2 separate regions of the Homo sapiens genome follow, and region 1 is linked to region 2. Evidence: chromatin contacts called from ENCODE Hi-C data. All regions are on one chromosome and are shown on one strand. Each heading gives the region's core, a stretch centred on a gene start or an enhancer-like site at or near the end of the contact. The rest is flanking DNA. Distances are from core to core; before and after follow the strand shown. Region 1 holds the start of TMEM168 (transmembrane protein 168). Region 2 holds the start of NAMPT (nicotinamide phosphoribosyltransferase).

The links. A loop is a pair of places that touch in the nucleus more often than their neighbours do. Pooled maps may share reads with other maps.
Region 1: a map of CD8-positive, alpha-beta T cell shows a loop between it and region 2 (30-fold over the local background). The contact joins the promoter of TMEM168 here to the promoter of NAMPT in region 2. A Hi-C loop is called at or near these places in 2 of 168 maps with a recorded cell type or tissue (B cell and CD8-positive, alpha-beta T cell) and 6 of 50 pooled maps.

What each region holds. Positions count from the first base shown.
Region 1 is chr7:112,788,398-112,791,814 of GRCh38, reverse strand. It overlaps TMEM168 (transmembrane protein 168), which reads left to right and starts at 1,422. Exons shown (of 5, transcript NM_022484.6): 1 at 1,422-1,655. RefSeq lists an enhancer at 1,034-1,163.
Region 2 is chr7:106,282,780-106,286,232 of GRCh38, reverse strand. NAMPT (nicotinamide phosphoribosyltransferase) reads left to right here and starts at 1,250. Exons shown (of 11, transcript NM_005746.3): 1 at 1,250-1,405. The coding sequence starts at 1,349. NAMPT-AS1 (NAMPT antisense RNA 1) reads right to left here and starts at 987. Exons shown (of 1, transcript NR_186647.1): 1 at 1-987. RefSeq lists silencers at 751-1,290, 1,561-1,920.

The DNA of each region.
Region 1 (3,417 bases), core at 173-2,672, 6.5 Mb before region 2:
GGGCCGGGTCCCTTTGTTACTTAGCTGTGGAAAGTTGGGGCTTTCCTTTTGATTTAGTTCTAGAAAGTCAGCATGAATCAGCCGTAAGTTCCTTGCCTCCAGACCCTATTGTCCTGCCTCACAGCTATGTAGTACAGAGTCTGTCACAGGCTACCCAGAAATGTACACAGAGACTGTTAACAGGCTACAGAACAGATTGGGAAAGGGCTCTGGGGTTGTGACCCTCACCAAGCACAGGCATCTTGCATCTCTGACATGTTAATGGTGGATGCCAGCACTCTCACTACTGCCTCGGAAGCTTACCTTGCTGTTAGGGATGGGTTCTCGATCTCTACACTTGCTATACTCCTACAGGTGACCTGGGAGTGTAGCTTTCTGTGCCTTTTTTGACTCATGGCTTCCAGCGGGTACACATGATTAGTTAAACAAGTGTTCAGCATTTCAGCGGCAGCCATTAGACTCTTAACTCAGGTGGGGAATTCTCCAAATACGGAAGGGGATTCAAATGGGGGGCATAATAAATGTATATAAATGTCCATTAAAGGCAAGTTGAGTTGGAAGTGATGACAATATATTTGAGTAGAAACATCTAGCAGGTAGTTGGAAATGTGGCACTCGTGTTCCCCAGAGAGCTAGTTACAGATTTGGGAAGTTGAGTTGTGATTGCTTTTAAAATCAGGAGTCTAGAGAGAATCTAACTCAAAATTTTCATCCACATATGCAGAATCTCAATCTGAGAGTTGTTCATTCCTATAGATGTGCTGGCCACACCAACCCCCAACATCTATTATGAAAATTAGGAAATTCACACTCTATTATGGAAAATAGGAAAAATATATAGATAATACATGCAAAACAAGTGGGAGGAGAGAACTACGGATCGTGGAGAGCCTATTGCATATTATTATTTTACAAATATTTAAGTGCCAACTATGTGTCAGGCACTATGCTAAGGTGATTTAATGTTGAGCAAAACCCGACATGTCCCTGCATTTGAGGAACTGAAAGGTCTGAGGGAGGGCCTAAGGAGCTTGGGCCTTAGCTGGTTACAAAGCCATATATTATGCCATATATATTAATGAGCAGCAACGCCTCCCGCAGTATTTACAGCCCACGCGTGGCAGTCCTGTCCACCCTGTCCCCGTTCGGTCCAGCCCGAGGCGGTGGCCTAGATGCTTGATGGGCACTGTCAGCCTGATCTTTGGTGGTCTTCCCGCTGTCTGTTCTCAGCTGCTGATTCCAGGTCCCAGGAGTCGACTTTGGCTTGAGGAAGGCAGGCGCCTTAGGTGGGGCAGTTGACACTCGCGCAGCGCCTTGCTCACCTGAGTGTGTGGCGGCGCGCGGGTTTGGGCGGGGAGGGGGCCGGGCCTCGGGAAGGAGGCGCGCCGCGCAGTTTGACCCCGGCGGCGTTCCGTACCGTCGCGGATTTCGGCGGCGGAAACATGGCGGTCGCGGCCGGGCCGGTAACGGAGAAAGTTTACGCCGACACTGGCCTGTATTAGCGCGTATGGCCTCGGGCCCTCGTTCCCCAAGGCGTGCCGCCTCCCTGTTCTCAGTCGCAGGCTGAAGCCTTGTCTGCTCTCCTCCTTTTTGGTTTGGTTTTGGAACTGACTCCGAGGGTTGGGAGAGCGCGTTGGTGGCGACGGCCGAGTCAGGTAGGGAGAAATGGGTGGACGGCAGGGCGGCGAGATCTAGGCATAGACACTGCCAGGGCTCCGCGTGGTCCGGACCCCAAGCTCCGCCCAGTCGGCCTCCCAGGGCCGGGGTAGGATACCTGCCTCTGGAGGAGTTGACAGTGGTGGTTGGAGATTGGAGGGTGTGGGAGCGCCTCTCCGTATTTCGCAAGGGTTCCCCCTCAACTGGGCGCCACGTTGTGGTCGCGTTCTCCGAGGCAGAGGATGGTGGAGAACAGCCAAGCTCCTTGTCGGACCTCCCACATCTCGCTAGAAGGAGGCCGAAAGGGAGAGAAATTGCTGTTGCTGCTCTAGTGCTGAGGAGTTTGATATTCTAGATGACATTTTCCTCGTATGAGATGGCTCAAAGAGTTATCAGTAATTCAGAACTGAAGCACTGAAATTCCCTGTTTTTTCAGTGTAGTTCTTTCAGCCTTGACACTTCTAGATGGGACAGAGTTTCTGAGTGAAAGATAATGCAAGTGATACGGTATGCCTCAAGCCATTCCCTAGAGGTAGGACATGGAGAGAGAATTGGTTTGGAAGAATTTGGGTGAATTAAGTAAAGACTGGTGGAAAGCTGAAATAGAAACCAAACATTCATGGACTCTCCCTTAGTTCTACTAGTTATTAGTTGTGGGATATAGCTAAGTTCTGTATTCTCTTTAGGCATTAGTAAGTGTCCAATGGTGACTATTGTTGTTAAATGTAGTTATTTCTTTATTAGTCTTTATTTTTCAACAAGTATTTATTGAATACCTTCTTGATGCCGGATTTTTGCTAGTCACTGGGTGTACAGTATTGAAGACAAACCCTCAGAGACCTTTTGATCTAGTGGGAAATGCAGACATGAAATAAGTGATGGTATGTAACAGAGAAAGTATGGGGGTCATGTAATGGGGAGGGGGCAGGGATAATCTCTTAAGAAAATGATTTATCTGAGACCTGAAGAGTTGGAATAAGCCAGGTGTGAGCACTGGGGTGGGGCCAGGAGGAGGAAAAGGAGTGTACCTGGCAAGGGAATAGCATTTGTGCAGTTTGTAATTGAAAGGTCAGTAAGGTTGGAAAATAAAGTGTGAGAGGAAAACTGGTAACAGATAAGGCAGGAGAGTTATTCAGGCCCAACACGGAGTGCCTTATAAGGCACTGTAAGGAGTTTTGACTTTATTGCTAAGGGTGATGGGACGCCATTGGAGCATTTTACATAGTGGAGTGCTAAATTTTGGTTTTAAAAAGTACACTTCTTAGAGAGGGCAAGAGTGGATACAGGGAAATGTTCAACATGATGGTGGCCAAAATTGGGATGGTGACCCTGGGGACGAGAAGTAGAAACATTTAAAAAATGTTTAGGAAGAATAGTAGACAGGACTTGGTGAGGATTAAATGTAGATGATGGTGGAGAGGAGGGTTAGAATAGTATGTAAGGTTTTATGAAATAATCAGACTCTGGCAGTGATTGGTTAGCTTTTCCCATATGCATATTGACTCCTCTATGGTCCATTTTCATCTACCTCTGGAATAATTGTCCATTGAATCATTAGTGACGGCAAACCGATTGAAAAGGAATGTAATGTTTTTCTGTTATTCTCTAACTCAGGCTGTCTTTTGAAGAAGATCAGAATGGGGAAGAGTTTTGTAAATTAGCCATTTAAAAACAATCTGCCATGTTGATTTTGGTCCATAGGAAGGTAACTGCATATATTGCATTATATGGATGCACTGTACTTCACTAATTTTTTTTTTA
Region 2 (3,453 bases), core at 1-2,500:
TCACAAGTTCCACTACCACCACCACCATCACTGCCCCCAGATAGAATGAGACTTCTAATAACTTGAAAGACAAGTCTATAAATATCCTGTAATCGTTTTCACTGTATCACTTTTTCCTGGCTACTTTTATCCGATAAAAACCTCAATTTATTTTTAAGCTATTAAACATGCGGACAAAGGGAATCTTAGTTTTATGCAAAAACGCAACCACGCATGAGAACTGCGCAAGTCTTTCTTGGAATGGTCTGTATTTGGGTGAAGTCATCAGACGTCATTACACTTCTTTATTTTGGGGTTGCCAACTCGTTTCCCAGGATTTAAAGACTATAACGATGATAAAAGTCAGTGTCGCACCCTGTCAAAGGCTTGGCCCGTTGCCTTTTCCTTCCCGGCAATACTCGGTTCAATTAGGTCTTGTCCCCTCATTATCTGTGAGGACTGAATTCCACCCCCGCTTTTCAACGCAGGCTCTTTGCTCGGGAAAAGTCAAACCATCTCTCAAAGGATCAAAGAGCTCAGCCATAGACAGAGCCGCCGGAGGAAAGCGGAGTCGCTGCATCAGATGAAAGGGGCCCCTCAGCCTCACTCCTCACCGCAGCTCCTGGGATCTTAAAGACAGGGTCAGGAGGATCAGGAGGGACAAGAGGGATGGAGGCGAAAGGCTGGATCCTTAATCCAGGCCGGAGACAAAGGTGAGTAACTGCGCGTGGTGGACGGGAAGATGGGCAGTAGGAGGCTCCTCGCCCCCTAGCCGGGTGGCGTGACTTCAGGAGGACCCAGAAAACCGGCCAGGACTGGGTAGGACGGAAGGTCCCAGGCGGGGCGGGCGAACCGGCTCCTCGTGGCACTGGCAAAGCTGGGAACGCCCCCTCCAGGCCCCGCCCTCCCGCGCCCGTGCCGGGAACTCGAACTTAGGTAAGCGCCCGGGTCACGCGCCGGGGCTGCCCCGCTGCCTCCAGCTTCCCAGAGCTGGCGTCTGGGAGGAAGAGCGCGTGCATCACGTCCTCCTCCCCGCCCCGCCTCCGCGCACTGCGCAGCGCGCTGCCGCGCCCCGCCCTTTCTCGGCCCCCGGAGGGTGACGGGGTGAAGGCGGGGGAACCGAGGTGGGGAGTCCGCCAGAGCTCCCAGACTGCGAGCACGCGAGCCGCCGCAGCCGTCACCCGCGCCGCGTCACGGCTCCCGGGCCCGCCCTCCTCTGACCCCTCCCCTCTCTCCGTTTCCCCCTCTCCCCCTCCTCCGCCGACCGAGCAGTGACTTAAGCAACGGAGCGCGGTGAAGCTCATTTTTCTCCTTCCTCGCAGCCGCGCCAGGGAGCTCGCGGCGCGCGGCCCCTGTCCTCCGGCCCGAGATGAATCCTGCGGCAGAAGCCGAGTTCAACATCCTCCTGGCCACCGACTCCTACAAGGTAAAGCTCGGGGCCCGGGCAGATGAGGAGGAGCGGGGCGCGCTGGGGACGAGCGCGCGGCAGGGGGGCGGGGGCGGCTGGGGCTGGGGTTGGGGCTGGGGCTGGGGCTAGGGTCGCGGCGCGGGGAGGCCCGGGGGAGGCGCGGGCGGCGGCGGCTGGGGCAGGTGAGGAGGCGCCGCAGTGGGCAGGAGGTGGCTTGAGGAGGATGGAGGGCTGGGCGGTGGAGGCGGGGCCTGGGGGCGCGCGGCGGCGGCGGCGCGGCGGGGGGCTGAGGCGGGCCCCAGCGGACTCCCGGGCGCCGGTGCTCGGGGCTCGGGGCTCGGGGCTTGGGCGTCGCCGGCGAGCGCATGCCCTTCCCTGAAGCGCGGCCTCTTGGCCTGGAGCTGGGACCAGTTAGGTAACGGCCCCGGGGACCCGCAGTGGAGAGTGAGCGGGGCTTTCCCCCGGGCCAGCCCGGCGCGCTCGCCCCTGGCTGGGCAGGTAAGTCTCCCGGGGCGCGAGGTGGGAGAAGTCCTGGCGCGGGCGCCGGAGCAGCCGCGGTCCTCTGCGGCTCCGGCGCGGAGGACACTCGCCTGGCCCCGGTAGCCGTAGTGGATTCCCCTGTCCCACTCCGCCGGGCTCCGTTTCAAACTCCTTGGCACCTAGTGATTGCTCGTGCTCCTTATCCCTGGGTGTAGAGGCCGCTCTGCTCTTATCTGCTTTAGGGTCATTACAGGATTTCTGTGAAAAGGAAAATGAAACACGAGGATTTAAAGGAACTGTAGTTTTAACCCTAGAGAACATGTGGAGAGGGAAATGGCACAGCGTTGCGTTCACATGCCCATTGAACACTTGTGTGGGTAGCTGCCACATTCAGTTGATATGAAGCACGCAGTAGTGAAGGGAAGAGGTAAAGTAAATTTTACTTGAGCAGCATAGTGGTTTGGAATACAGTGGTAAAACATAGTACTCTCATGTTTTTGTTTTGATTCTTTTTTTTTCCTTTGTTTTTAGCCCTCCTCCGATATTCCGAGAAAGTATTTTAGAGAATTCCATTTTACTTAAGTTTTGTCTGTTTTTTTCCAATCAGCTTAAAATGCTGTTTATGATATTTAGATAGGTTCTTGAAATCGAGCCAAGATCCATCAACAAGTTGTCTTTTAGATGCAAGTTTAAAGTATTGCAAAATCCGAACACTATCAAGTATGATTCTTGAATATTGTCAAGTATACGTGATAATACCTCAAGTATGGTCCTTTACTTGGTCCTAAAACCTCCTCTTGTGTTCTCTTGGTTCAATCATAGTGTTTTCAAAATTTTAAATAGTGATTTTAGAATAGCCTCATTGATAGTTTTGTAGAATTTTTTTCTTAACTAAATCTAAAATAACTGTCAGATTTTTTTTTTACATGTTAGCCAAATGTAAAGGGAGGTTGAATAGTCTAAATTTTAAAAACAGAAGAATGCAACTTCCTTTAGTTTGCAGTTCCTCTAACCATTATACATAAGGAATGTAAAATTACTTTAACATCAGTTTTCTGGGGTGCTTTTAGTTAGAATAGTGAATTATCTTAAAGGTTTCTAATCTAGTGAGCCATACTTAATTGCACTATTAGAATTTGCACCTATTTAATAAATTTTACTTCTGTCAACTTTCAAGTCAGACTGGTGTGTTTTATATCCTTTATAATATGAAACTTCAGAATATTTTCATCTTAGATTTTTCATTTTTTCCCCAAAAGTCACCTCTAGAGGGTTCAATCAAGTCGATATGTTTTATACCAGTGGCTTACCGCAGTATGCTAAAATAGATTGTGTATTCCACAGTCACATTTAAGTCTTAGGTTTCATTTCCCTTATGTTTTTAGGGGTCCTTATAACCTATTTTACATTTTTGTCTTTTTATCTTAGGAAAAAGGACAAAAATGATAATCTTGAGGTTAGAAGTAATGAAACTTATTTAGAAATTACACGAGAATGTTACATATCCTTATCAGTGCTTACAAACTATTGGCCAAAGTTGGGAACTCTAGTAGTTTCAGATGTGTTGATGAAGAGAGCAAAATATT